Regions from separate parts of the Homo sapiens genome. Here region 1 is linked to region 2. Evidence: chromatin loops called from intact Hi-C (ENCODE). Cell type or tissue: mammary epithelial cell. All regions are shown on one strand. Links, peaks and the distances in the headings refer to the core of each region. The heading gives the core; the rest is flanking DNA. Region 1 has its middle 18 kb from the start of OR12D2. Region 2 overlaps LINC02829 (long intergenic non-protein coding RNA 2829).

Region 1 (15,445 bases), core at 3,936-11,935, 100 kb after region 2:
CTCATTAATACTTGTTATTTTTTGTCTTTTTGATAAAAGCCATTCTAACAGATGTGAAGTGATATCTCGTGGTTGTAGTTTGTATTTCCTTTGATTTAATGATGTTGAACATTAAAAAATACACTTGGCCATTTGTGTGGAAATATCTATTTCATTGAAAAAATGTCTATTTAGATTCTTTCCTCATTTTTAAACTAGGCTATTTGTTTTCTTGCTATTGAGTTTTTAAAAAATGTATATTTTGGATATTAACTCTTTATGAAATATTGTTTTCCCATTTCATAGGTTATCTCTTCATTCTGTTGATGTTTTCTTTTGTTAAATAGGAACTATTTAGTTTGGTAGAATCGTATTTATTTTTGATTTTGTTTCCTGTGCTTTACGTATGATATTTTAAAAATATCATTTCCCAGACCACCATTGAGAAGTTTTTCCCTGTTTTCTTCCAGTAGTTTTAGTTTCAGGTCTTGCCTTTCAGTTTTTAATCCAATTAAATTGATTTTTGCGTATTGTTTGAGACAATGGTTTAATTTCATTCTTCTTTAGGTGGAATATTAAGTTTTTCCAACACAATTTATTGGAGAAACTATTCTTTTCCCATTGTATGTTCTTGGCACCTTTGCCAAAGACCAACTGACCATAAGTACATAGATTTATTTCTGGGCTCTCTATTCTGTTCCATTGTTCTATGTATCTGTTTTTATGCCAGTATCATACTGTTTTGATTACTATAGCTTTGTGGTATATTTTGAGTTCAGGTAGTTGTGCCTCCAGCTTTGTTCTTTTTGCTCAAGATAGCCTTGGCTATTTGGAGTCTTTTGTGGTTCCATAAGAATTTTAGTACTTTTGCTATTTCTGTAAAAAATTCCATTAGAATATTGATAGGGATTGTAAAGAATCTACAGTTTGCTTAGGAAAGTATGAGCATTTTGACAATATGAATTCTTCCAATCCATGAATAAAGAATATCTTTCCATTTATTTGTATCTTTTTCAATTTCTGTCATCCATGCCTTATAGTTTTCAAGGTACAGATCTTTCACCTTCTTGGTTAGATTTATCCCTAAGTATTTTATTTACCTTTGATATTATTGTAAATAGAATTGTTTTCTTGATTTCCTATTCAAATAGATCATTGTTGTAAAAATGCAACTGGCTTTTGTAAGTTAATTTTGTATCCTGTGAACTTAACTAAATTTATTAGTTCTCACAGTTTTTGGTGTAGTCATTAGGGTTTTCTAGATGTAAGATCCAGTCATCTGCAAACAGAAAATTTTACTTCTTCCTTTTTAGTCTGGATGCCTTTTATTTATTTCTTTTGTGTAATTGCTATAGCTAGGAATGTCAGAATTATATTGAAGAGAAATTGTGAAAGTGGGCCTCCTTGACTTGCTCCTGATATCGGAAGAAAAGCTTTTAGCTTTCCAACACTGATAATGAGAATAGCAGTGGACTTGATATACATTATCTTTATTACATTAAGCTATGTTTCTTCTATACCTAATTTGTTGAAAGTTTCTTTTAGTTATGAAAGAATATTGAATTTTATCAAATGCTTCTTCTGCACCTATTATCATATGGTTTTTATCCCTCAGTATGTTAATGTGGCATATCATATTTATTAATTTGTGTATGTTAACCCATTCTTGCATCCTAAGGATGAATCCCACTTAGTCATGGTGTATGATCATTTTAATGTGCTGTTGAATTCATTTTGCTAGTTTTCATTGAGGATTTTTGCATCTATGTTCATCAGGGATATTGGCCTGTAACTGCATTTCCTTATAGTTGCGTTGTCTGGCTTTGGTATTAGGGTAATGCTGACCTCATAAAGTGAGTTTGAAAGTATTTCTTCCTTTTCATATTTTTGAGTGAGTTTAAGAAGATTGGCATTAATTATCCTATAAATGTTTGGTAGTATACATCAATAAAGCCATCAGATCCTGGGCTTTTTTGAATAGGAGACATTTTATTACTGGTCAATCTCAGCCCCAGGCTGGCAGCTTTTGCCGTGGTCTACTGGAACATGAAAAAGTCTGTCTGAGGCTTCCCTGTTGAAGAAGCATATGATAGTCACAAGGAGCAATTAAGGGAGGAGAAAAAGAAATAGAGAGAGAGACTTACTCAGCTCTCAGCTATTCCGTGACCAGACTGAAGTCATTCCAGCAAAGGTCAGAGACATTATGGATCAGAGTCAACCATTCTCTGCTGTGTTTTTCCAAATTTCTTACCCAACAAAGCATGTAACTTAAGTGTTTTAAGCGATTGAATTTTGGGGTCCTAATGTGTTATGCACTAATAGTTAACCAGAACCCCATGTGCTCTTCTACAGTTCACAAACTCTCTGAAGTTTGAATTATGTGGCAGATTCTCACCACCAGAAATGACAGAAAAAACATATTGTATAAAAATATGCATCAAATATATTACTGATAGTGTGGGACAGTTGAGATTAGGAGTTGCCATCTCCACACACACATTGTTGTTTTGTTTTATTATAAACTAAACTGGAATTGAGGGACCAAAGAAGGTGAAGTTAGAAGACAAAAGAAGCATGGAGAGAAGTCAGAATAAAATTGTTTAGATTTACAAAAGTGCATGCAGGGACCTTGAAGGGTCAGTCCACCAGCTTAAAATGCCTTTTCATAGTATTTTCTGTCTATTCTTTAAATATTTATAAATTATAGAATCCACCATTTTTTCAGGGACAGAAGCCATTTATAGGAACTTAAAAAGTGAGGAACATAGCAGTTCATGTCTAGAAATACTTCAATAATTATGACTTCTATGCCTTTGCTTAGTATGAGTTTGGTGCCAAGTAAGAAAAAGAAAATAAAATTTTGATAAAGTCGTCATCTTCCGCAATTAAAGGCTGAGGGAACAATAACATCCTAACGAGATTGAAAGAGTCTTAAGAGCTTTGTTAAATTATCTCCGATTTTTAATATTTTAAGTAATCATTGAGGGTGTGGACAGTTGACTAATAAGAGATATCTGGAGACAGAGGTGCCAAAACTATTTAGATGAACTGTCAGGGTTTTTGTTGTTGTTGTTATTTAGTGATTACAATGTCATTTGCTTTAATTACTTGTCTCCTTGTTTGAAGAATAAGAAATCAAGACCCACCCCTTAAAAATTCTCCTTAACTCATACGTCAGTTAGCATATTCTTTTCCAGTTGAGTAACTATGGCCCTAAAGTAAAATCCTCAAAATATCAAAGCATAATAATTTTATTTATAATATTATAATGCATTAACCTAGAGGGACCAGATAGATAAATAGACCCAAGTATTATCCATATATTTGATATATGGGAAAAACAGGCATATTTCTATACCCAATTTCATCATAAGAACATATAAAAAACCTAACATCAATTTTATCAACTGATATCTTCAAAACATAGTCAGCAGTAGAGTTCCATGGCTAGTATCCCATTCATTCAAATGTCCCTTATATAATCCAGGAAAGCATTGTTAAATACAACTACAGCATATTTTTCCATATATTTTTGTTTTATCCAGTTCCCTCTGTTGTACATTTCTAAATAATTTAAGAAACAATGTAATTACAAACTCATCTTTTTAATTGTTTATTTATGCTTCAGAAGAGTTCTTCAAGATTTCTTTAGGCCAAAGCCACCTTTTCATTGCTCTATTAAAGGCCCCTTTCACTTCCTTGTTCCTCAAAGTGTAGATCAGTGGGTTTAGTACTGGAGTGACCACAGTATACATGATGGCAGTGATCCGGTCCTGGTCCATGGAGGTCCCTGAGGCATGATGAATATAGGTGAAGAGAACAGGTGCATACAAAAGAATAACTACCATCAAGTGGGAGGCACAAGTGGACAGTGCTTTGCGGAGCATGCTAAAAGAATGAGTCTTGAAGAAGAGATGGGTGATAATGTAGAAATAGGAGAGTAATGTGAGAAAGAAGGGGCCCATGGCGATTGTCCCTGTGACAGTACTGAGCAGCCACTGATTAAGCTCAGCTTTAGCAATGGCTTCACATCACAGAAGAAGTGATAGATACGGTTAGAACCACAGAAGTTCAAGCGAGAGGTCATTAGGGAGTGCAGCAGGGCATGGAAAAAACCAATCATCCAGATTGTGATGGCCATCTGGGTACAGAGCTGAGGGTTCATAATGACAGTGTAGCGAAGTGGCTTGCAAATAGCCACAAAGCGGTCAAATGCCATCACGGCCAACAACATGGCCTCTGTGCTGCCCAGGAAGTGGAAGAAATGGAGTTGGCTTATGCATCCCAAGAAAGAAATTGCTTTGTGTGCAGAGAGGAAGTTCTGCAGCATTTTTGGCAGTGTTACGCTGGAGTAGCAGATGTCCAGGCAGGACAGGTTTCCCAAGAAGAAATACATAGGGGAATGGAGTCTAGGATCAGAGATGACAATCATCAGAATGGCTCCATTCCCAGCCACACTGATGAAGTAGATGGTAAGGAAAACAACGAAGAGAAAAGGCTGCAGTTCTTGAATGTCTGTCACTCCCAAAAGGAGAAATTCAGTGACTGAGGTTGTATTCAGCATTGCTTCAGACAAAAGACAAAATAATGTATGGAACACTAATCACAATCAGAATCCTTCCAGCTCAGAATTTTCTTACCAAGCCAAGAATATCTGGAGGGAGAGTATTGTTGTTTTGCATGATTCAACCTCACAAGTTTTACATTTTTGGCTTTTAGATGGCTAAATATTAAAGATATATATATATATATCTGTTATGATCTCTGACACAACTATTTTTTTATTATGTTTTTCATTAATATATTTCTTTCTCCCAGGAATCAGAAAACGTTGCTAGCCTACAGTCTTCTCTGGCTGTGAATATTTTCATTCTTTTTTTTTGAGATTCTCACTCTTTCTCCCAGGCTGAAGTGCAGTGGTGTGATCTTGGCTCACTGCAACCTCCGCCTCCTGGGTTCAAGAGAGTCTCTCGCCTCAGCTTCCCAAGTAACTGGGATTACAGGAGTCCACCACCACACCTGGCTAATTTTTGTATTTTTAATAGAGATGGGGTTTCACCGTGTATGCCAGGCTGGTCTTGAATTCCTGACCTCAAGTTATCTGCCTGCCTCGGCCTCCCAAAGTGCTGCGATTACAGGCATTAGCCACATCTCTGGGCCTGTGAATATCTTCATTCGGTCACAGCTTTCCTTTCATCTTCCCAAGCAGCTCTCACAGGGGGCAATTTTTAAGCATACCACATAGCTATCTCTTGGCCTAGTAAGAAACCACCAGTAGGATGTTAACTTAAATAAAAAGACAGGTTTCAATGCATCAAAACCACGATTTTTTTTTTAAATCTTGAAAGAGTAGTAGTAATTGCATTTCCTCATTTTAGAATGTAAATGAATTAGAGATATTCTCTTACTGATCTCTTCCTGACCCACATCCCTGAAATGTCGCAGTGACCTACTGGGGTAAGAAACATGACCACATTAATCACATATTAACCTGAATATTTAAAATTTCATCACTATTATATCTGATGATGAGCTCAGTTTCTTCCTATAATCTGACCCTTTATACATTTTTTGAAATAGAATCCCAAATTATTTTTTTCATTGCAAATGTTATTGTGCTTTTATTCACCAGTTGATCTTAGACTCTTTCTTTCCTAGGAAATCTGTGAATCCCTGGATAAGAATAGTATTTCCTCTGATAGATTCAGTAGTTTCTCTTCTTTTTTCACCAATACTAACCTCTCCTCAAAATATATATTCAGCCTTCTTGAAATTGTCTTCTCTTGTGATCTATTTTCTTAAGTTCTGTTTTTATTTTGCCTGAAATAAACTCACTCATCAGATATTAAGGAATATTCTACCTCAAGTGAAATTCACCTTCTTCTCTTCTAGATCCATTACATTTTCTAGAAAAATTTTTTCTCCATAATTTGCAAAGTACTGGTATTATCTTCATTAGGTTTACTAATAAAAGCAGACATAATATTGTGAAGTAGCTTCTTCTTTGTTCTTTTCATTAGGCTGTAATGGATTAGCTCTTGTATATTGGGAGGGAAGAAGTCAGGATGTGTGGGGAACTTACAGAAGTGAGAGGCACTGAGAGAGCTAGTAGAACTGTAAAGAAATTGAAAAGAGATGCTGACATTGGAGTGCTTCCTATAAAAGGAGTATCATTCAAGGTTTTAGAAACCACTGAGGAGAAAAGAATATAATTTGATGTGACTAGGGTAAAAAAAAATAATGAACAAGGGAACACTTCTAGAGAGCCCATGGGTTTTTTGGCTTCATAGCTGGGAAGAAGTTTTGAAAAACAATCTAACTTTTACTATACCTCCATGAAGGACTGCCTTCAAATAATTCACAATAACTTTCTTGAATGACCATGTATATTTTGTATATTTAAAAATTACCACTCCTGTTTAAAATACAAATTATATTTCAAATATAATTTTTGGTTCTTGGACCCAGAAAACAAAATTGTCCCAAAAATCCATATGGTAAAACATATATTCCTAGCTTCTGAGAAAATTAGCAGTCAGAGTGGTCTGTAGTAAATCGTTTCCTTCACTGAAATTTCACCATTTAGAAATCACATGTTTGCTTTGGATAATGTCTAGAGAACTAGATATGTTGAATTGAGAACAAGGTATGGCAATAAAAACATGGTAAGTCAAGGGCCTTCATATCTCACAAACACAATGAGGAGTCCACCATTAGATAGAAAATGAGATCTAGATACTGGGTGTTTAATACTAGCAAGTAGATAGATCATTCATTAACATATTGAGATTATGTGTAACTTCACAGCCTGTCTCCTAGTTCATTCTCTTACCTGATTGAGTGTTCTGATTCACAGTTAAGGAAGCTATTCATGTTTATATTCCCAGTGATTATAAAAGTTAAAACATATTTGAAGTAATAGTTCATGTTGGGATTGCAGCATAAACTCATCTTTAAAAACCTCTTTCTCTCTTTCTGAAAAATCAGTCTGCCTTTTAATGAGCCACAGGTCTCTAGACATAGAAATCCAAAGGGAGAGTGTCCCCTGGTGTTGAGAAAGATTTTAGGAATTAGCAGGATGCCTTTCCACACCTGTAATATGAATCAGTGGCCTTGGGGAATTCCTGTGTGAAGTTTCATTTGTTTTTTTCATTCTTGTTTTTTTTTTTTCCTTACTAAGTTTGTTCCTTAGTTTTAGAACTATGGCCAACACAGGTCTCAATGGCTTAATATGTTTTCTTAGTCAAATTTCTTTTTATTTCCTAGGACAGAGATATGGATTTACTTTCCCATTTTTGGGACTTTCCTGAAAGAATACCCTGGTATTTTTCAGGAAACCTGTTTTGGCTACTGTTGCTCTGTAGTATAGCTTGAAGTAGGGTAACATGATGCCTCCAAATTTGTTCTTTTTGCTTAGAATTGCTTGGCTATTCAGGTTCTTTTTTGGTTTCACATGAATTTTAAAGTGTTTTTCTAGAATAAACTAGTTTATTCTAGTATTCTAAACTTTAGTTTAGAAACTACCAAGAATGTCTTTGGTAGTTTGATAGAAATAGCATTGAATCTGTAAATTGCTTTGGGCAGTATGGCCATTTAAACAATATGATTCTTACTACCCATGAACAAGAAATCTGTTTCCATTTGTTTGTATTATCTCTGATTTCTCTGAGTAGTGTTTTGTAGTTCTTATTGTAGAGACCTTTCACCTGCCTTGTTAGCTGCATTTCTTGGTATTATATTCTTTCTTTGGCAATTGTGAATGGGATTGTGTTCCTGATTTGTCTCTCAGCTTGACTGTTGTTGCTGTATAGGAATGCTAGTGACTTTTGTACATTGATTTTGTATCCAGAAACTTTGCTGAAATAGTGTATCAGCTGAAGGAGCTTTTTGACCAAGACTATGGGGTTTTCTAGATATAGAATCATGTCATCTGCAAACAGGAATAGTTTTACTTACTCTCTTCCTATAATGCCCATTATTTCTTTCTCTTGCCTAATTGCTCTAGCCAGGACTTCCAATGCTATGTTGAATAGGAGTGCTGAGAGAGGACATCCTTGTCTTGTGCTGGTTTTCCAGAGGAATGCTTCCAGCTTTTGTCTATTCAGTATGATGTTGGCTTTGGATTTGTCATAAATGGCTCCTACTATTTTGAGGTATTTTCCTTAATACCTAGTTTATTGAGAATTTTTAATATGAAGCAATGTTGAACTTAATTGGAAGCCTCTTCTGTTATCTATTGAGATAATCATGTGAGTTTTGTTTTTAGTTCTGTTTATGTGATGAATCACATTTATTAATTTGCAAATGTTGAACCAACCTTGTATCCCAGGGATAAAGCCTACTTAATCATTTTGTATTAGCTTTTTGATGTGCTGCTGAATTCAGTTTGCTAGCATTTTGTTGAGAATTTTTGCATCTATGTTCATTAAGAATATTGGCCTGAAGTTTTCCTTTCATGTATGTGTTTCTTTCAGGTTTTTGTATCAGGATGATGCTGGCCTCATAGAATGAGTTGGGGAGGAGTCACTCCCCCTTTGTTTGGTAGGCTATTTATTACTGATTCAATTTCAGAGCTCGTTATTGGTTTCTTCACAGAATCAGTTTCTTCTTGGTTCAGACGTGGGAGGATGTATGTGTATAGAAATTTATCCATCTCATCGAGGTTTTCTAGTTCATGTGCATATGTGTTCATGATTCATCATGTCTCTGATGATTATTTGTATTGTTGTGGGGTCAATGGTAGCATCCCATTTGTCATTTCTGATTGTGTTTATTTGGATCATCTCTCTTTCCTTCTTTATTGATCTAGCTAGGAGTCTATTCATCTTATTAATTCTCCCAAAAAACAAACTCCTGGATTCGTTTATCTTTTGTATGGTTTTTCTCATCTCAATTTCTTTCAGATCAGCTCTAATTTTGGTTATTTCTTGTCTTCTGCTAGCTTTTGGGTTGGTTTTGTCTTCTGTCTCTAGTTCTTTTACTTATGATGTTAGGTTGTTAATTTGAGATCTTCGTATCTTTTTGATGTGGGCATTTAGTGCTACAAATTTCCCCCTTAATGCTGCCTTAGCTGTGCCCCAGAGATTCTGGTATGTTGTATCTTCATTCTCAATAGTTTCAAAGAACATTTTGATTTCTGCACTAATTTCAGTACTTACCTCAAATTCATTAAAGAGTAAGTTGTTTAATTTCCATGTAATTGCATGGATTGAGTGATTTTTTTAGTCTTGATTTCTATTTTTATTGAGCTGTTGTCCACCAATGTGTTTGGTATGATTTCAGTTCTTTTGCATTTGCTGAGGATTGTTTTATGTCCAATTGTGGGGTCTATTTTTAGAGTACGTGCCTGTGTTGATGAGAAGAATGCACATTCTGTTGTTTTGGGGTGGAGAGTTCTGAGGTCTATCAGATCTATTTGATCCAATGTTGAGTTCAATCTTTGTTTAAATCTTTGTTAATTTTCTGCCTTGATGATCTGTCTAGTACTGTCAGGGGAGTGTTGAAATACCCTACTGGAGACTCCCATTGTGTGGGCATCTAAGTCTCTTTGTAGGTCTCTAAGAACTTGCTTTATGAATCTGGATTCTCCTGCTGTGGGTGCATATATATTTAGGATATCTAGATCTTCCTGTTGAATTGAATCCTTTATCATTAGATAATGCCCTTCCTTGTCTTTTTTCGTTTTTGTTAGTTTAAAGTCTGTTTTTCTCTGAAATTAGAATTGCAACCTCTTCTTATTTCTGATTTTCATTTACTTGGCAGATTTTTTCCATCCCTTTATTTTGAGCCTATGGGTGTCATTGCATGTGAGATGGGTTTCCTGAAGACAGCATACAATTGGATTTTGCTTCTTTACCCAGCTTGCCACTCTGTGCCTTCTAATTGGGACATTTAGCCTGTTTACTTTCAATGTTTGTATTGATATATGTAGATTTAATCCTGTCTTTTTGTTGTTAGCTGGTTATTATGCCTGCTTGTTTGTCTGGTTGCTTTATAGTGTCACGGGTCTGTGTACTTAAATGTGTTTTTGTATTGGCTGGTAATGGTGTTTTCTTTTCATATTTAGTACTCCTTTCAAGATCTCTTGTAAGGTGGGTCTAGTAATACAATCCCTCAATGTTTACTTGTCTGAAAAGATCTTATTTCTCCTTCACAGAGAAAGCTTAGTTTGGCTGGATATAAAATTCTTGGTTAAAGAAATTTTTCTTTAAGAATATCGAATATAGACCTGCAATCTCTTCTGGCTTTCAACATTTCTGCTGAGAGGTCCACTGTTAGCCTCATACGGTTCCCTTTGTAGGTGACCTGCCCTTTCTGTCAAGCTGCCTTTTACATTCTTTCTTTCATTTTGTCCTTGGAAAATAAGATGATTTTGTGTGTTGGGGATGATCTTCTTGTCTAGAATCTTGCAGAGGTTTTCTGTATTTCCTGCATTTGACTATTGGCCTCTCTAGCAAGATTGGGGAAGTTTTCATGGTTGATATCCTGAAATATGTTTTCCAAGTTGTTTGCTTTCTCCCCCTCTCTTGCAGGGATACCAGTGATTTGTAGATTTGGCCTCTTTACATAATCTCATATTTCACAGAGGTTTTGTTCATTCCTTTTCCTTTTATTCTTTATTTTTGTCTGACTCTCTTATTTCAGAGAGCCTGTCTTCAAATTCTCAGATTCTTTCCTCAGCTTTGTCTACTCTGCTATTAATATTTGTGATTGCATTGAAAAATTATTTTAGTGAGTTTTTCAGCTCTATCAGGTCAGTTAGGTTGTTTTTATACTGGCTGTTTTGTCTGTCACCTCTTGTATCGTTTTATTGTGATTCTTAGCTTCCTGGGATTGGGTTTTGCCATTCTCCTGAATCTCAATTATCTTCATTCCTATCCATATTCTGAATTCTATTTGTTATTTCAGCCATCTCAGTCTGCTTAAGAATTCTTGTTGAAGAACTAGAGTGATCATTTGGAGGACATAAGACACTCTGACCATTTGAGTTGCCAGAGTTCTTTTTTTTTTTTTCTCATCTCTGTGTGTGAGTGTTCCTTTAACTGCAGAACTGCCTCTGATTGAAGTGGTCAGGTGGCAGCTGGGTGATTGTGCTGGAGTCCCAGGTCATGTGGCCTTGCCCAGTGAGGAGAAGTGAGGATCAGGATCTGCATGGAGAACAGTTCAGCCACTTTTCTATGATGTGGATGCTCTGTGTTATGGGTCCCAACCAGCCCTTGGTCCCACAGACTCTCCAGGGCCTGGGGACACAAGGATGAAGACTGTGAGAAAGCAAAGATGACAACCCACCCCTTCCATTGGGAGCTTTGTCCCAGGGCATTGCAGAACTGCTACTGGCTCAATAGTCCCAGTGTAAGGGTGACTGGAGACTAGGCTGGGAGGATCTGCCCCAGGAGAAGATACAGGATTGGGGACCCACATAACATACAGTCTGACCACTTTTCCATAGAGCTGCTACCATATTCTGGGGATCTGCTCCAGTCCCTAGTCACTTCAGATTTTCCAGTACCTGATGGTATCAACAGTGAAGTTTGTCAAACAGCAAAGATGGCGGCCTGCGCCTCCCTCTGGGAGCTCTGCTCCAGGAAGGAATGGACCTGTTACCAGCCCAAACACACTGGCAGGGTTGGCTGGGGATCCCAGAAGTTCCCACTCAGTGAGGAAAAACAGGATCAGGAGGTGCATTAAAAAGCAGTCTGGCCACTTTTTCATAGAGCAGCTATGCTGTCTTTGGGGTCTACTCCAGCCCCCAGTTGCTTCCAGCTCTCCAAAGCCCAAAAGTGACAATGGCTAAGCCTGCAAAACAGTAAAGATGGAGGCCTACCCCTCCTCTGGGAGCTCTGCTAGGGAGGTTTGGGATTGCTACTGGCCGGAAAACACCAGCAGAAGTGGTTGTAGACCTCGGTCAGGGGATTCCTCCCAGTAAACAGAAATGGGATCTGAGACCCACATGAAAAAGTGGTCTGGCCATCTCTTTGTAGAGCTGCTATGTTGTGCTGGGGTACCACTCCAGTCCCTAGTCACCTCAGATTCCCCAGAGCCTGAAGGCACCAATGGTTAAGGCTATGAAACAGCAAAGAAGGCAGCCCAAGCCTCCCTCTGAGATCTCCATCTCAGGGAGGTATAATGTTGCTACCCATGGCAGCCTAGAGTTCAAAGCTATTGGGTCTTATCCTGTGATGTTCCATGGAAATGGGGCTTGCAGATAGTCATTGCTCAGCCCCGTGGATTTAGACCGTTTTCTAGGGGTATATATGGGGGGGGGTGTCTAACCTCCCAGTTTGCCAGAGTTGCAGTTACTTTTGCTGGGAAGCCTGGGTATCTTAAGCTCCTGTGGCTTCCAGTGTGCCTGAGTGGATGCTCTGACGAGACTCCACATAGCTTTGCATGTCAGACTGAAGGCCCTGGTGGAGTGAGTTCATGAGGGATCTCCTGACCTGAGGGTTGCAAAGTTCTGTGGGAAAAGTATGGGTTCCCAAGGTCGCTCACTCACTCACCACTTCTCTGGGCAGGGGAGGCTACCCTGGCTACATGTCATTCCCAAGTGGGTGGTTCTCCTGCCTTGCTTTTCTCTGTTCTCTGTGGGTTGGGTTGTTTTCTTGATGAATCCCAATGCACGTACCCAGTTCAGTTGAAGATACTGTATTTACTTGCCTCTTCTATTTTGCTCTGTGACAGCGGTGCACAATAGGTGCTTCTCGTTGGCCATCTTGGCCAGCCCTCAACTTCTTGTTATTTTATACACTGTGAATATAATACAAATGAATACTATTTATTGCATGCTTATTATGTGTAAGGTATTGTTCTAAGTTCTTTACATCTATTAGCTCTCTTAATTCTCACAAAAACCCAATGAAGTAAGTAATACAGTCATTTATCTTATATCACAAGAAAACTGAGGCTCAAAGGATTTAAGTAAATTTTTCTTCTTGTGATATATTGTGAAACCAGGACTCAAACTGAGGCTCCTTAGTTCTAGTGATCACTGTATTGTGCTCTTTCAAATATTATTCATCTTAATTTTATCTACAATTTTCTTAGTTGACTAGCCATTCGCTATTTTAATGAAGTCATGATCAGCAATTTTCTTCTTTATGTATTGTCTCTTTGTGATTGTACATATTATTTGTTTTAAATTTTCTTTTATTACAAAGGAAGCTTCATGGGCCTGCGACCCATGCAGTCACAAAGGACCCTGCACTCAGAAGGGCCCTATGTTTGATTTAATGCTTTGTGGTCACTGTCTTGAAACTCTTAGTAATTTTTTTTAACTTCCTTTTTTTTATTATTATACTTTAAGTTCTGGGGTACCTGTGCAGAACGTGCAGGTTTGTTACATAGGTATACATGTACCATGGTGGTTTGCTGCACCCATCAACCCGTCATCTACATTAGGTATTTCTCCTAATGCTACCCCTTCCCTACCCTCCCACCCCCTGACAGGCCCTGGGGTGTGATGTTCCCCTCCCTGTGTGCATGTGTTCTCACTGTTCAACTCCCACCTATGAGTGAGAACAAGCGGTTCTCTGTTTTGGTTTTCTGTTCTTGTGATAGTTTGCTGAGAATGATGCTTTCCAGTGTCATCCATGTCCCTGCAAAGGACATGAACTCATCCCTTTTTATGGCTGCATAGTATTCCATGGTGTATACGTGCCATATTTTCTTTATCCAGTTTATCATTGATGGGCATTTGGGTAGGTTCCAAGTCAATGCTATTGTGAACAGTGCTGCTATAGACATACATGTGTGTGTCTTTATAGTAGAATGATACATAATCCTTTGGGTATATACCCAGTAATGGGACTGCTGGGTCAAATGATATTTCTAGTTCTAGATCCTTGAGGAATCGCCACACTGTTTTCCACAATGGTTGAACTAATTTACGCTCCCACCAACAGTGTAAAAGTGTTCCTATTTCTCCATGTCCTTTCCAGCATCTGTTGTTTCCTGACTTTTTAATGATCACCATTCTAACTGGCGTGAGATGGTATCTCATTTTGGTTTTGATTTTCATTTCTCTAATGACCAGTGATAATGAGCTTTTTTTCATATGTTTGTTGGCTGCATAAATGTCTTCTTTTGAGAAGTTTCTGTTCATATCCTTTGCTCACTTTTTGATGGGGTTGCTTTTTTCTTGTAAATTTGTTTAAGTTCTTTGTAGATTCTAGATATTAGCCTTTTGTCAGATGGATAGATTGCAAAAATTTTCTCTCATTCTGTAGGTTGCCTGTTCACTCTGCTGATAGTTTTTTTTTGCTGTGCAGAAGTTCTTTAGTTTAATTAGATCCCATTTGTCTATTTTGGCTTTTGTTGCCATTGCTTTTGGTGTTTTAGTCATGAAGTCTTTGCCCAAGCCTATGACCTGAATGGTATTGCCTAGGTTTTCTTCTAGGGTTTCTATGGTTTTAGGTCTTATGTTTAAGTCTTTAATCCATCTTGAGTTAATTTTTGTATAAGGTGTAAGGAAGGGATCGTGTTTCAGCTTTCTACATCTGGCTAGCCAGTTTTCCCAACACCATTTATTAAATAGGGAATCATTTCCCCATTGCCTGTTTTTGTCAGGTTTGTCAAAGATCAGTTGGTTGTAGATGTGTGGTGTTATTTCTGAGGCCTCTGTTCTGTTCCGTTGGTCTATATATCTGTTTTGGTACCAGTATCATGCTGTTTTGGTTACTGTAGCCTTGTAGTATAGTTTGAAGTCAGGTAGTGTGATGCTTCCAGCTTTGTTCTTTCTGCTTAGGATTGTCTTGGCTATGCAGGCTCTTTTTTGGTTCCATTTGAAATTTAAAGTTGTTTTTTCTGATTCTGTGAAGAAAGTCAATGGTAGCTTGATGGGGATAGCATTGAATCTATAAATTACTTTGGGCAGTGTGGCCATTTTCACGATATTGATTATTCCTATGCATGAGCATGGAATGTTTTTCTGTTTGTTTGTGTCCTCTCTTATTTCCTTGAGCATTGGTTTGCAGTTCTCCTTGAAGAAGTCCTTCATATCACTTGTAAGTTGTATTCCTAGGTATTTTATTCTCTTTGTAGCAATTGTGAATGAGCGTTCACTCATGATGTGGCTCTCTGTTTGTCTGTTGTTGGTGTATAGGAATGCTTGCGATTTTTGCAAATTGATTTTGTATCCTGAGACTTTGCTGAAGTTGCTTATCAGCTTAAGGAGATTTTGGGCTGAGATGATGGGATTTTCTAAATATACGATCATGTCATCTGCAAACAGAGACAATTTGACTTCCTCTTTTCCTAATTGAATACTCTTTATTTCTTTCTCTTGCCTGATTGCAGGAAATACGTTGTGAACTTCCCAGCACATCTGTTAGAAAGGAGGTCCAGAAAAAGAGCACAAAGAGAATGGTCTGTATTTAAAGATGTAACAGCTGAGAAAGCACAGTGTAATTTTCAAGAAAATGACTGTAGCCATTCTGCTTGGGCTTACATCTATCATTGCTAATCACTGTCG
Region 2 (15,445 bases), core at 5,001-13,000:
CAGTGGTTAAAAGTCAGCTTGATTAAATGCTAATATACATAAGGTGTCAAAATTTGGCATGACGGTTATAAAATTATAAATGTAACTCAAAAGATAATTATCCTTGTGTAATTTTTTTTGATAAATAAGTCATTTATCCTGAGTTATTGGCGAAAAACTCATTTGTTTAACCTTAAGCTTCTTACTTAGGTAAACACCTGAAATTCACAGGCTATATAAATGATTAACAGGAAAATACCTTTAAATGTTGATTATCACAGTTTTCATAAGTAATCTAGGTAAACTATTAAAAATAAGTTAGGTAAATGTAATGGAAGGAATGCTTGTAAATAAGCATAATATAATTTAGAATCTAAAGTTATATTACATAACAGGCATTTATTAAATGTCTGGGTCATTCACAATTAAAAAAATTACAGAAAAACATTTTGCTAAGAATATGTTCTTATTTAAAGGAAAATAATTTTTGTTGAATTCAAAGGTTATTTAAAGGTTATGAAACAAGATAAAAGGAACCACTAAATAAGAGCGATATAAAGACAGTTAAAAATATAAAGAGATATTTTTGGTAAGAAAGGTTAAAAGGAAAATTTTATATGAGAAAAAAATCTTGCATGGTAAATGTTTGTTCTAAAATAAAATGGCTGGATGCAAATAGCTCATGCATGTAATCCTAGCACTTTGTAAGGCTGAGGTGAGCAGATTGCTTGAGCCTGGGAGTTCCAGACCAGCCTGGGCAACATGGTAAAACCCTGTCTATACAAAAAACACAGAAAATTAACTGAGTATGCTGGTGCACATCTATAGTCCCAGCTACCTGGGAGGTTGAAATGGGAGGATTGCTTGAGCCTGGGTGGGTCAAGGCTGCAGTGAGCTGTGATCATGCCACTACACCCCAGCCTGGGTGACACAGAGAGAGAGACCTTGTCTCAAGGAAACAACAGCAGCAACAACAGCAGCAACAACAAAGAAATCTTAAAAAAAAGAAAAAGAAGATAAAATGATTGGTTATTTAGGAAAGAAGCTGTTTAGGATAAAACAGGAAGTCTAGGCATGTCATAAGTGGCTTGTGTAAGTCATAGTAAGGTTTGTAAAAAGAGACTTTATGAGAAAAGAATTTATTTGATCAAGTTGGCTATAATTAAAAGGAAATTAGTCTTTCTAGAGACTGTGCTTTTGCACTTAGTGTATATTAAAAATATGCTAATCCACTCAAGAATGGGCTAGAAGAACAAAATTTTCTTAAGATATTAATTTACTCTTAACAAATTACAAGATATTTTAATTTTTTTACCCCAGATTTCAACTTTTATTGAATCTCACTGTTTTCACCTTTCTCTCCCCTTCATAAGTCCTGAGATAATCGCTCTCTCCAACTTTCTTGTCAGTTTCTATAATTTTTTTTCCTCAGGTTCTAACTGCTACTGTGACATGATGCTAAAAGTGTTTTATCTTAAAGGTCTAAAGGAAATATTTTCTTCCAATATAACATTCTGTGCTCTTGGTTTGAAGTTTTTCTATGAAACTGAAAATTTTCACTTATGATGCAAGACACACCCTTCCTATATCTAACTAATTCAAGTACCATTTTCATTAGTTTTGACTTGAAGTCTAGGGAAAAGCAATTGCTGCAGGTCTTTTATTTATTTTTTGCCTTTTGGTAACTGGCCTAACAAACAGATTTTATATTTTATTGAAACAATTCCTATGTCATTAAGTTTTTTATTTGCCTAGGAAAACTGAGATTTAAAAAATTAAAGTTATTAACATCCATACAATGTTCTGTATTGCTTTTAAAGTCCTTGTTCTGTTGAGTTACAGGGCTTTGACTCCTGTATCTAAAAAGGACACCAAGTCCTGCTAAATCTTAAACACTGAAAGCTTCTAAAACCGTATCTTCAGAACCAGGAGAAGATGATAATCAAAAGAAACTGCACTCATGAAACACAGGGCCAGAAATTGAAACTATCTTACCCCTCAAAGTCCAGGGGCTATTGTGGAAGATGTGGGTACATGCGATTGTAAGAGCCTATTTTGAAAGATAAAATTGGTTTTATCTTGGTTACAGTTTCTCTGTAAAGATTAGTATCAAAGGCTCACTGATGCAAGACTAACCTCTGAGCTCCTGTGTCAGATTAACAAGGTTTTCTTGGAGTATTAACCCACTTTTTCATTTAAAAAATTATAAAATGTTACAAAAAGGTTTTTGGAAATTATATAGTATGGTGAAGATCATTAAAATTTAATAGATTTGTTTATAAGATTTGAGAAACAGATTTCATTGGCCTCATGCTATCTTTATTAGGGCTTATTGTTTGGAAAATTAAGTCTCCTCTCTCAAAGAGTAATGGTTTTGTCTTTTGACTTTTTTTTTTTTGAAATCTTTGAGTTATCACTTTGGTTAAATGAATGACTTATTTTACAATGACCAATGACCAATGATCCTATTTTGTGATAGCAGGTGTTTTAAAGTTTTGATATTTGATTTTTTCAAAATTAAATTCTAAATTCAGTCCTTTTGACTCATTAATTTTTTTGATATTAGGTCCCCTTAAGTCCAAAAGACACATATTTGCCTTATTTGGTATAATACAATCATTAGATATTAATTTCATATTTGACAATACCTACTGTATAATTTTATTATACCAAATAAATGTAACCTAATAATCTATAATTATAATTTATATTTATAGATTTAACCTGTAATTTTATTATACCAAACAGGTATAACCTCATTTCATGGGATGCGCCCATTCCCCTGAATTCCTCCATCTCCCCTGGGACCTGTGTTGAAGGTCATCTCAGTAGCTTCTAGGTTTTAGTGATAATGAATAAGGCAGTGAATGTGACATGTAGGTTTTAGGTGTACATACATTTTCAAGTCAGCTAGGTCAACGTCTATGACACTTGTGGTCACGTGGTACAAGTACATTTAGCTTTGTGAGCAATTCCCAACTGTCTTCCAAGGCGGCTGTACCATTTTGCATTCAGCAGCAGCAGCATTTTGCAGCAGCAATGCACAGAGTTCTTGTGGCTCCACATCCTCTATGGTGTTTGGTGTTGTCAGTGTTGCCTGTGAAGTCTGAGCCCCTCTTGTGGGTCTCTACCTCAGGTACTTGTGGGTCATAGAGAGAACTTTTCACCATGCAGCATGATTGTGTTTGCTACCGCTTGTTTCCTCAGTAGCCACTTGGGTTCTGGACCCACATGCCCCAGCTCGGCCCATGGTTTGGAGCTCAGTAGATGCTCTGTGATGCTGGCTGCTCCCTGGCCAAGAGAGCCCTTGGGGGGCTCTGTCACGTCCTATCTTGGACTCCTGCATGGGATGCCCCTATTCCTCTGAATTCCTCCGTCTCCCCGGGACCCTCCATCCCCCATAGGCCTTACCTGACTCTGTAGTGCTCCCAAAACATGACATGGTGTCTGAAGGTGCACTTCATGTCCAGGTCAATCTGGTTTATTTTCGCTGAGGACATCTTGCCCTGCTGCTTTATTTTCTGCTCCCTCTGCTCCCAAATCCTAGGCCCTCCTGAGTGTGAGCCCATAGAAAGACCCTCTTCCCTTCCCTAAGTGGCCACCTGGACTGATAACCTGTGGTGGATGAGGATGGGGCTGGTCCTTCCCTGGGGCTCACTCTCCCTCAGTTGCTTTACAGTGAGAGCCCTGTATAGGAGCCCTGCTCCTTTATTTTCTTTAGGGCAGGGCTAAAGGGCTGGTTCCTCAGGAAGGAACCAGCCTTATAACAGACAAAAGGCTCACTACCACAAACAGCAATCATTCAGCACTTCTGGAAGGAAAGACGATTTTTTTTTTTTTTTTTTTTGCAGAAATATCCTTCTCTATCTTATTTCCAAAGCCACTGAGGGTCACCAGAGCCCAGTTCACTTGTGGTTCCCATGCCATCGTCTGTGCCTAGGATATGGGACTGACCATCACTCAGGCTTGACTTTTCCTCTAGCTAGAGACCTGGGCTCCTGACATGGCCTGGCCTGTTTCTTCCGCTGTGGCTGAGTGTGGAAGGACCATACCTGGTACTTACTTGGGTTTTCAGCCTTCACCTTCTTAACGTCCAGCAGGAGTGACCATGCCTGACTCCACATCTGCAGGGGGATTCCTTAACAACATGCTTTTTTGCCTTAACAACATGCTTTTGCTGCAGATATCAGCCAGGGCCTGTTTCTCTGCTCCTCGCTAAGAATGCTTTGTTTCCCATAAGGAATGCTTTTAGCTAATATATAATCTATAGAAGCAATGCTTATCACTGGCTTACTGTCAATTAATATGTGGGTCTAACTCCATTCATGGCTCTCAGCTCTGAAGGCTATCAGCCCCTGATTCCCACTCTACACTCTATTTCTGTGTCTGTGTCTTTAATTCCTCTAGCGCCACTGGGTTAGGGTCTCCACGACCGAGCTGGTCTTGGCAATTGGTTGGGAGGACAGAAGACTGACTCACTGTGGAATCTCAAGCTGACTGATGACCTTGTAGATGTAAACATCTTCATCTCCTGTGTCCACTGGTGCCCTGGATCAGCAACCTGCAAGGCAGAGGGAGAGAGGGTGAGGGAGGCCAAAATAAAAGTTGTTGGGTATGGGCGTGTGGGCAGCTCATCCTTGCCCTGCATCCCGAAGGAGTCCAGGACCATCAGACCAGGGAACAGAGGGAGAGGTGAGACCCGCCTCCCTGGAGGGAGCAGCCTGACCTGTGTCTGCTTATACTTGGCAATGATGTCCCTTTACTCCTGGGCGAGCAGGATATCCATGTCTTTGTCCATATCCACCCTATAAGACAAAATACTCCCAAAATTACATGGCACCTGAGAGCTTTAGAGAACACCCCATACATCTGCTCCCAGATGCCAGCCGGGTGAACTTCATTTCACCAACACCCCCAGGACAATGGGACCAAGCCAAATGGCCCCACCTCTGCCAGGACTTCTGGAGTCCCTGGGCCTGACCAGAGGTGGGCCCTTTCCTGAGGACTTTAAAACAAGGAGACCTAGACAACAAGACTTGTTGTCCCTAAATGTCCTGAAATGGGCACACACTCCACAGCAGGATGAACGGCATCTACCTGCTCAGGGTGAAGGGCCATGATGACTATAATGGACACCTGGAGGCAGACTAGGGCCAGGAACCAGAAATCTCTATATGATCAGCCTCCTGCTATTGTTCAGACACCATGAAGATGCCCAGTTTTCTATAGGAAAGAAGAAATCTCATGAGTGTTCTGTTCCACTCAAATCTTTACTCACTGTGGCCAGTGAATCCATTTGAAGAATAACACCAGTCAAGAAGGAGGATGTTTGGTTCGGAGAAGGCTTGATCTATTGTCTCCAAAGCAGCCTCCCTTTGGTGGAGGGAGGGCAGATTCCACAGTCCTGAGCAGTTGATACAGGAAGAGGCTTTGTTTTCCCAGGTCACCAAAGAACAAGTGAACTCTTGGGGACAGGTTCTGGAGAACACCCAGAGGGGCCATCTCTCCTGGGAATACCTGAGACAAAGGGAAGGTGATACGTCTGGAGGACAGGTCAGAGAGAGGGCCTTGCAGGTTAAACCCCTGTCCCCAGGCCTCAGAGAACAGGAGGAATGACTGTCACCTTTCGGCCAGACCTCCAGGGTTTCTTCATTTTCCACAACTATTCGAGGGCAGAGGGCTCCCAGCTCTGCTCCCAAACTGGAAAACTCCAGTGCCTGGTGGGTCCCACAGTAACCATCAGAGCCCACACTTAAAGTCTGAATGGATAAGATCCCTGCCTCTGGGGAACTTTTTCTTGCACAGACTTGGACTGAGGGATGCCTCTAACCCCACCCACAGGGCCCCCCATTCCTGTGGCTCTTCCAGAGCCAGGTTCTACCCCCACTGGGGTCCGGAATCCTCAGCAGATTTTGTATCTAAGGCAGGAAGGCTGCAGAGGCCAGGAGTTGAGTGCAGGACAGCACAAGGCAGGGCTGAGATCACAGTCCAGAGTCACATCTGGGTCCCTGGGTCAGTTGCCTCCCCTCTGACCTCAGGCATCTCATCTTCAAATGGGTACATTAGCACCCATTCCACGAAGTCAGTGTGAGGGTGAATGAGACGGCTGCAATACATGGTCAGTGAAGAGAAAGCACCTGGTGGGAGCTCAGCGACATTACCCTCCACAGTGCCCTGGAGGCCAGTGATGCCATCTGGTAGCATCTGCCCCCATGTCAGCAGGAAGGGGAGACAGCAGGTCACACTTACCCGAGAATGATCAGTCAGCTGTGCTGAGATGTGCCTCTCACTTAGAAAAGGGTCCTGCACACAGAGACACTCACAGACACCACTGTGTGTCTCCAGCTGCTCCACAACTCAGAGGCAGGCAGATGTTCAGCAACAGTGACGTCTGGGGTTACAGCACCCATCAGAGTGGGGCCCTGCCTGGGTCAGCAGGGCCCAGGTCCAGTGTCCTCTACTCCTTGAACTGTCAACACGCATGCATTCAATGTGTTTGTGTGTGAGTGTGAATGTGTATGTTGTGAACACGTGTGTGCATGAGTGTGTCTCTTCTCTGGCTGGTCTTGGCTGCTCCACCACATGTGCACCCAGGTCCTCATCACTGTCACCCCCAAGGGCTGTGGCCAGCATCAGAGCATCTATGGGTGCTCCCTAGTCTCTGCCCTCTCCACCTGAGGCAGTTCTGGATATGCAGACATAGGAAGGGCAGAGGGCAGAGGGCTTGCCCTTTCCTCATAGGGACTCAGTTTGTGTGTAAAATTTTAGGCCTACATGCTCAGCAGGGCAGGATTCAGCACACCTTCTCACGTCCTCCTCCTCCTCGAAGCCTTCTGGGCTGCTGTGTCCATTCCCCTTTTATAGATGGAGGGAAGGAGGCTCCCAGGACAAATCTCCTGTCTGAGGTCACACAGTGGCAGGTGACTAGGCACCACTGACCAGGTCCCCTGCCTAACTGGACCTGAGGAAGGAGGAAGCTCAGGAGGGAGGTGGGTGGAATCACCTCTTGGATGTCAGCTTCTGTCCACCAGGTGTCAGGTGACCCCCTCTTATCTGTTTTCTTTACCTCTGCTATCTCCCTTGGTCATTGAAATTGAACTGGGGTGGGGACATATTGGGAACCTATACCTGCAGCCCTTCCATCTCCTCAGAAACCTTCCCATGGGCCCAAAAATGCCCCCTCACTGGCCTCCTGTTTTCTACTCTTTAACTCTTAACCTCACCCAGGCATGGGGCCATAGTGGCCTGGAGACCCTATCAGATGCAAGTCCATTAGGGCACATCCCTGCTTAGGGGTCACCACCAGTGCCCCATCCCAATGGGACGCTCCAGTGGCTAAGAAACCCCCTTGCTCCCACACAGCCATGTGGAAACAACCTCATGTCCATTGAGAGATGAAAGGAAATGGAGGCTATCCTCACAATGGAATATTATCCAGCCATGCAAAAGAAGGAAATCCTGCCATTTGCAACATGGATGAACCTGGAAGACGCTGTGCTAAGTGAGACAAGCCAGTCACAAAAAGACATATACTGTATAATTCCACTGAGATAAAGTACCTAAAATAGTTAAACCCATAGAAGCAGAATGTAGAATGGGGGTTACTGGGAGGTGAGAAGAGGGACATGAGGAGTTGCTTTTCAGCTTGTGTAAAATTTCGGGTATGGAAGATGATTAAATTCTAGAGATTCGATGCATAACATCCTACCTATAGTAAACAATGCTGTATTACACATTAAAAAAATTCTGCTAACATTAGGAGATATATGTGTGTGTACCTGTGTGTGTATACAGTGTAGTATTTTTTTTTTTTTGCTGAACAGTACTCCATTGTATGGATGCACCATAGTTTGTTTACACGTTCACCTGTTAAAGGACATTTAGTTTGCTTCTGGGTTTTGCCTATTATGACTGGAGCTTTTATAACAGTTTGTGTACGGGTGTCTGTGTGGACATAAGCTTTTATGTCTTTAGGAGAAATACCAGGGCTGAGATTGCTGGTTCCCGTGGTAAGTATATGTGTAACCTTACAAGAAACAAATTGCTTTCCAGTGCAGCTGTGCCATTTTGCTTTCCTGGCAGCGATGTGTTAGTCCTGTTGCTCCACATCCTCGCCGGCACTACTAGTGTCTGTGGTTTTTATTTTAGACATTCTAATGGGTGTGTAACAGGATCTCACTGTGGTTTTGATTTGTAGTCCCCTAGTGAGTCATAGTATTGAGTACCTTGTCTGGGCTGCTCTGCCTGCTGCGTGCCCTCGTTGCTGAAGTTTGTGTCTGAGTCTTTGTCTCATTTCTGAAACTGGTTTTGTTTTCTTGTTTTTGAATTGGATTGATTGTTTTAATTGGGTTGGCTTGAGCATTCTTAAGTGTTCTGAATATGAGTCCTTGTCAGACGTGTGATTTTTTAAAATATTTTCTCCAAATCTACAGCTCATCTTTTCATTCACTTAACAATGTATTTTACAGAACAAAAGTTATAATTTTGATGAAGTACAACTTATTGAATTTATTTTTGCCTTTTGCTATACTTTGCTTTCAGTGTCACATCTATGAACTCTTTGCCTAACTAGATTGGAAAAATTTTTTCTCCTATGTTTTAGTCTAAGCATTATATATTTTTATATTTTATGCTTAGATCTATGATCCATTTTGAGTTAATATTGTAACTAATGCAATTTGTTACATGTAAATTAGGAGGTTTAGATCAAGATTCATTATTCTGGATAAGACTGTCCAATTGTTGACTGGGTGCCGTGGCTCACGCCTGTAATCCCAGCACTTTGGGAGGCCGAGGCTGGTGGATCACGAGGTCAGGAGTTCAAGACCAGACTGGCCAAGATGGTGAAACCCCATCTCTACTAAAAATCCAAAAAATTAGCCGGGCCTGGTGGCAGGCGCCTGTAATCCCAGCTACTTGGGACGCTGAGGCAGAGAATTGCTTGAACCCAGGAGGCGGAGGTTGCAGTGAACCGAGATTGCCACTGCACTCCAGCCTGGATGACAGAGCAAGACTCCGTCTTAAAAACAAAACCAAAAACCAAAAAACAAAAAAAGACTGTCCAATTGTTTTAACACTGTTGAAAAGACCTTCCTTTCTCTGTTGAATTGCTGCTGTTCCTTTGTCAATAATTAGCTATAATTGTGTGGGTTTATTCCCAAGCTTCCCAATGTCTTCCATAGATCTATGTGTCTATCACTTCTCCAATATCACCTTGTCTCGGTGAGCTCTTTTGGAACAGCACTTTGGAAGGGTAACCTGCAAGTGGGGTGAGGGGCTCTATGATGGGACATACCTGGCCTAGTGGGCAAGGAAGGGCTTTATGGTCAAACATTCCTGGGATGCAGTAACGGCTTTCCCCTGTATTGCGGGACATCAAATATTCTCTTCATTTCTTTCAACTTGAATGTTCTCACCTGTAAAATGAAAAATAACTATTCTACCTTATTTGGAAGAGAAGACCAAGAACCTATATGACATTGAGCAGGTGTCTACGGAGCACCTAGTATCATGTGATACACTTGGAAGATACCCTGGTGAACATGCTGGACACAGCTCCTGCTTCTGTAGGGCTTGCATGTTAGTGAGGGAGACAGAGACATAACCAGACAACTGTAATTATGGGCCAACATTTCTGCCCTCAGAAACATATGATGTGCAAGTGGGTCAACACAACCCAATCGTGGAGTGAAAGAGAAGGTTCTGGGGCAGTGACTTCAAAGTGAAAGAGTACAGGGTGAGAAAGGGGCAGCACAGGAACAAAACAGGGCGTGGGGAAAGAGGGACTATAGGTAGGCAGACAGCATGGGAGAAGGCAGAGGATGAAGAGAGTAGGACAGCATGGTGGGGCATAGAGAGCACTGAACAATGGCGAGAAATGGGATCCACCAGAGAATAAAGGAAGGGTTTTGCATGTTCCAGTGAGGTGTTGGGCTTCATGTCGTTCATTTTGTTTTATTCTATTGAATTTTATTGCTATTATTCCACATAAAATTCACCATTTTAAGTTACACAATTTAATTTTAAATATATTCACAAGATTTGGAACTATCATTGCTATCTAATTCCAGATCACTTATATCACCCTTAAGAGAAAGCTTATACTCATTAGCTGTCAGTTCCTATTCTCCCCTCCTGCAGCCCCTGGCAACCATTAATCTGTGTTTAGTCTGTATGGATTCACCTATTCTGGACACTTTACATACATGGAATTATATAATATGTGGTCTTCTGTGCCTGGCTTCTTTCACTGAACATGCTGTTTTCACATTTCATCCACATGATAGCCAATGCCAGTGTTTCATTCCTTTTTATGGCTGAAGGACATTGCATTGTGTAGATGTATCAGTTTCCTAGGGCTGCTGTAACAATGTACCACAAACTGGGCGGCTTCAAACAACAGGAACTTATTGTCTCATAACTCTGGAGGTTAGCAGTCTAAAGTGTCAGCTGGCTACCCTCCCTCTGAAACCTGTAAGGGAATCCTACCTTGCCTCTTCCTAACTTCTGGTGGTTTGCCAGCAATCTTGGCTTGCAGGAGCATCACTCCAGTCTCTCCTCTTGTCACCACATGGTTGCCTTCTCTTTGTATGTTTGTGTCTTCACATGCTATCTTTTCGTAAAGACACCTGCCGTATTGGATTAGGGCCTGCTCTACTCTAGTATAACTTTGTCTTAACTAATGACATCTGCAATGCTGCTATTTCCAAATAAGGGCACATTCTGAGGTTTGGGGAGTAGAGCTTCAATGTATCTTTCTTGGGAGGGCACAATTCAACCCATAACAGTGGACACACCTTTTCTTTATGCTAGGCTTTCTTATAAAAGTAATGAGATGCCAGTTAAATTAACAGTCCTTAGTGCTTCCTGTTTTTTGAGTCAAGCGCTTCGCATGTGTTATGAAGTTTACAATTGCTCTGCAGGGTGGAAGGTGGAAGCTATTATTTATAAGAAAAAAAAATTAAGGAAAGAATGGTGAGAGGGTGAACCAAGGTCACACTCTTGATCCATAATGGAGATAGGAAGACTTTCCAAGGTTTTTCCAAAAGTTCTACACTTGGTAAGTGGCAGAGTCCAAATAGAAACTCAGGTTTTCTGCTTCCAAATCCCATGATCTTTGCAATGTTGCAAGTCTGGCTTCTGCTGTGAAACGCTACTGTTATAGAATACGTCTTCCAGATCACAGAAGCTTTCATGACCCTTCGACTGTCTCATGCAAGCAATGGTGAAATGGTAGAGATGCTAATTAAGCGGGGACATCAAGGGCACCCTCAGGGCTGAGTCAGCTGCAGTCCACAAGACAGAACTAAAAGGAAAGAATCCATGGGGAAACACCTTCATTAGGCCTTTTCACTATGGGAAAAGAACTTTCAGAGTTTGAGTGATGGGAAGAGTGAGGACCTTAAACAAAATGGTGAAAGCAAAAGAAATTTTTAGAGGAGAATGGTGGGTTCAATTTGGCCCTGGTGAATTTGAAGGGTGTATTAGTCTGCTAGAGCTGCAATAGCGAAGTATCACAGACTGGGAAGCTTCAACAAGAAAAATTTATTTTCTCATAGTCCTGGAGGCCAAAATTCTGACATTAAGGTGTCCGCAGTGTTGATTTCTTCTGAGGCCTCTCTTGTTGGTTTGTAGATAACTGTCTTCTCCCTGTGTCTTCACACAGTTGTCCCTCTGTGAGTGTCTGTGCCCTAATATCCTCTTAGGGCCCACCCTAATGATCTCATTTTAATTCTATAAAGACACTATTTCCAAAGAAAGTCACATTCTGAGATACTGGGGGTTAGAACTTCAATATACAAATTTTGAGAGGACACAACCCAACTCACAACAAAGACCTTGCTGTGCAGTAAAGCAGAGATATCTTTTAGGTTCTTAGCACTCAGAGTTGACAGTTGAGGAAAGACCAAGGTTGAGCATGTCATTTTTTTGTTTTGTTTTGTTTTTTGAGATGGAGTCTCGCTGTGTCACCCAGGCTGGAGTGCAGTGATGTGATATCAGCTCACTGCAACCTCTACCTCCTGGGTTCAAGCAATTCTCCTGCCTCAGCCTCCTGAGTAGCTGGGACTACAGGTGCACACCACCATACCAGGCTAAGTTTTTTGTGTTTTTAGTAGAGATGGGGTTTCACCATGTTGGTCAGGCTGGTCTCAAACTCCTGACCTCAAGTGATTCACCTGCCTCAGCCTTCTAAACTGCTGAGATTACAGGTGTGCGCCACCACACCTGGCAAAGATGTCATTTTTAGGAGGCAGAAATTGAAGACATGTGATATGGTTTGGCTGTGTCCCACCCAAATCTCATCCTGAATTGTTGTTCCCATAATCCCCACATGTTGTGGGAGGGACCTGGTGGGAAGTAATTGAACCATGGGGGAGGTTGCCTCCATGCTGTTCTTGTGATAGTGAATTGTTATCAGATCTGATGGTTTTTTAAAAGGGGCTTCCCCCTGTCCCCTTTCACTCTGCCCTTCTCCTTGCTGACACCATGTAAAGAAGAAGGTGTTTGCTTCCCCTTCTGCTGGCATTGTAAGTTTTCTGGGGCCACTCCAGCCCTGCAGACCTGGGAGTCAATTAAACCTCTTTCCTTTATAAATTACCCAGTCTTAGGCTGTCTTATAGCAGCGTGAGAACGGACTAATACAACATGTGATAGCTGATGATCCCAGAAACAAAGTCTAGAGAAATTGGGTGAGGATGCCAGTCTTGAGTGTTTTTGGTCATTGACAAGGTAAAATAAAATTTCTTAAAACGTTTTCCTACTTTTGCTATAGAAGCTTGATTTGTGAAATAGTGTTTGGAGAGTTGTAGTATAAATATCAATGCAGAGTGAATTAAAAAACAGAAGAAATGGATAAACCAGATTTACAATCATTAAGTAAATCAAAATTGGTAGTTAAAAAAATTTAGCATGACCAGGCCCAGATGATTTAACAGGCAAATTGAACAATTGAAAAATAGGCAGCAGGTAGATTTTTCTGGATTTACAGAGTGTATCCACCCCAGCATATCCACTTCTCTGAGCCTTCTCACCTCTGTCTTTCGTGGGGAGTTGTCACTTTTTCCATACTTACAGGAGCTTACCTTGAATCTGATTTGAACTATCTTCTGGAATCCCTGTTAGGCTGTTAAATCCTGTATCCTGTGAGGATCCTCCTGCATTGATAATAAACCTCTCTCATCTAACCTTAGGTTCTACTTGGAAATGGAGACCCTTTAGTATCCAGCCCCATGGATATCTCAGGACTTCTGCCCATATATGTGGCTATATTCTGTGGCTCTTCCCCTATTAAGTCATAAGGTCCCTGGCTGAGGTAGGCTGTGGTGAACCTCATCATTGGCCTGGCCACCAGGAAACAAGGTGTGAGCTGATCAGGGGGTTTTAGGGCACTACAGTCTTGTGGGAGAGCAGTCTCTGCCTTCTCTCCAAGCAAGGGGCCAGTGCTTTCCCTTCCTAGGGAGGGCTGGGCCACTCTGCACACTCAGATTGTGCAGGGGCATCTGGGGATTCAGATAAAAAGAGAAATGGGCAGAGGGGAACAAGAAAGGGGCACAGAGAGAGAAGCTGGGATGAGTCACGAGAGCACAGAAAGAGGGGCAGAGACACGGCTGGTTGCCAGCAAGGTCTCAGGATCAATAGGAAGACCATTGTTGGAAGGAGGAAGATTTCCCCAGTATTTTGTGTGGGAGCTCCAGTTGGAAGCTGGAAGCTCTGCTCTTTTGCATCTTAGCGTGAAGACGGGGACCATGGGTTCATCTCTCCCAGGCAGCTCTTCATTTTGTTGTTTTATTTTCTTTTTTGATTTTTATTTAGAAATTTTCTACATTTCCTAAAATCTTAACTTTTATATCATTGTTGGTGTCCAGTAAATTAAGAGAAATGTGGCAAAATGACATGGAATCCAAATACATCATCAAAGAGATATTTTATTTGTAAACAAGTTACTCTCTAAGGTCTTAAAATCTGCCCCAAGTGTTCTCTCTGCACGTGAACAGGCGGAATAATTGTGATAAAATGGAAGAGCCCAGCAGGTGGGGTCTGTGAGATCATTCAGCTGACTCCTGCAGACAATGTGCTCTCTCTCTCTCTGCCCCCACACTAAGGGTGCACTCCTTGTTCATCTCCAGGACGGTGTCAGCAAATGCTGCCTGGGGCATGCTGGTGATCACTGTGTCACTTTGGGTCAGGAAACACATTCTGGAGAGGACAAAGCAAGTGAACAGGCCTTGTACGCTGAGTGGAAGGCCTTTTATCTCCAAAAAATCAAACCAGAGAAATTAAAAAATATCTTGAAACAAAAGACAAGGGATACACAAATATAAAAACTTGAGGGTTCCAGGGACCAGAGGGCTTCTGCACCTTAGCCTGTTTCCTGCTTTGCTAAATGAGCAGATGTGTGATGTGCTCTCTTTGGTCCCATCGCTTCCTATTGTGATTCCTCCACCCTGGGCACTTGCTGTCATCCTGTTCTGCCGGCTGCTGCCTCACTCAACAAAACCTGTCGACTTCGACTAAGGTCAAGATTCATGGGTCGACCTTAGTACCACCTGCCATTGGCCCCAGGACCATGCCCTGTGCCACCACCCAGGCCCCAGAGCCCACGGCACAGCAGGTTCACCCTGAGGACATCTGAACAGGTCTTTTTTCACAAGAGGACAGAAGAAAGGATAGCGACACTGAGCTCCAATGCCGTGAAGAGGAGCATCACAGACAGGATCCTCTGAAATGCAGGATGCACGAGGTCTGTGCTGGACTGGCCAACCCTTCTGCCTTCCTGAGATGACCAGATGGGTTTAGACAGTGTCATCTGCTGGCTCCTCTTCCCTCGTACCTGACTCAACCTGCTCATGATCTGGGAGACAGTGTCATATCCTAGTATCCTGGGCCACTCCAGGGACAGCAGTACAGGTGGCAGGTGACACCCAAGGTTGAGCTGAGCCTCCTGACTCTTCATTCATCTGGCCTCCATGGAGAGTCTCCGCCTGTCTGGGTTTCAATTTCGTCTTCTGTAAGATGGGGACTTCCCACTCACCCCTTAGGGCGGTTTGCAGGTCCACAGAGGTGGTGAGGCAGAAGGCCTTCCTTTGTAAACTGAGCGCCAGCACCTGCTACCCACCTATGCTCCCTGGGGTGGGCCTGCTTGGCTTGGCTGGGAGGCAGCAAGGGGCACCTTGACCAATCAAAGTGATGTGCTGGCACAGTTGCTAATTCTCACGCCAGTCCCCAGGAGCTATCTGCCTGAGGAGGAGAACAATTCTGCTTCCCTGGGTCACCTTCCATGGAACAATGACTTCCAAGTAGAACAGGTAAGGCCACAGGTGGGCAGAATCTAGAATTTATTTGTACAGACTGTGACTATAGTGGGTTAGTGTCCCCCCTCAAATTCATGTCTACATAGAACCTGAGAATATGACCTTATCTGGAAATATGGTCTGTGTAGGTGCAATTAGTTAAGGATCTCAAGGTG

Evidence for each region. Peaks named below come from ENCODE experiments on the same cell type or tissue, not always from the same donor. Only the 100,000 strongest peaks of a DNase experiment are listed, where the experiment ranks them.
Region 1: it touches region 2 in a loop (6-fold over the local background); 2 of 110 quality-filtered maps call a loop at or near these places.

What each region holds. Positions count from the first base shown.
Region 1 is chr6:29,406,378-29,421,822 of GRCh38, reverse strand. It overlaps the pseudogene OR12D1. Among named protein-coding and RNA genes, the nearest start is that of OR12D2, 18 kb to the right of the region's middle. In mammary epithelial cell, for the core only: a CTCF peak has its summit at 7,031 (motif pointing left); a DNase peak (open chromatin) is centred at 7,052.
Region 2 is chr6:29,508,998-29,524,442 of GRCh38, reverse strand. It overlaps LINC02829 (long intergenic non-protein coding RNA 2829), which reads right to left. Exons shown (of 5, transcript NR_183360.1): 5 at 13,879-14,175. Among named protein-coding and RNA genes, the nearest start is that of LINC01015, 13 kb to the left of the region's middle. In mammary epithelial cell, for the core only: no CTCF peak of the experiment used is centred there; a DNase peak (open chromatin) is centred at 8,152.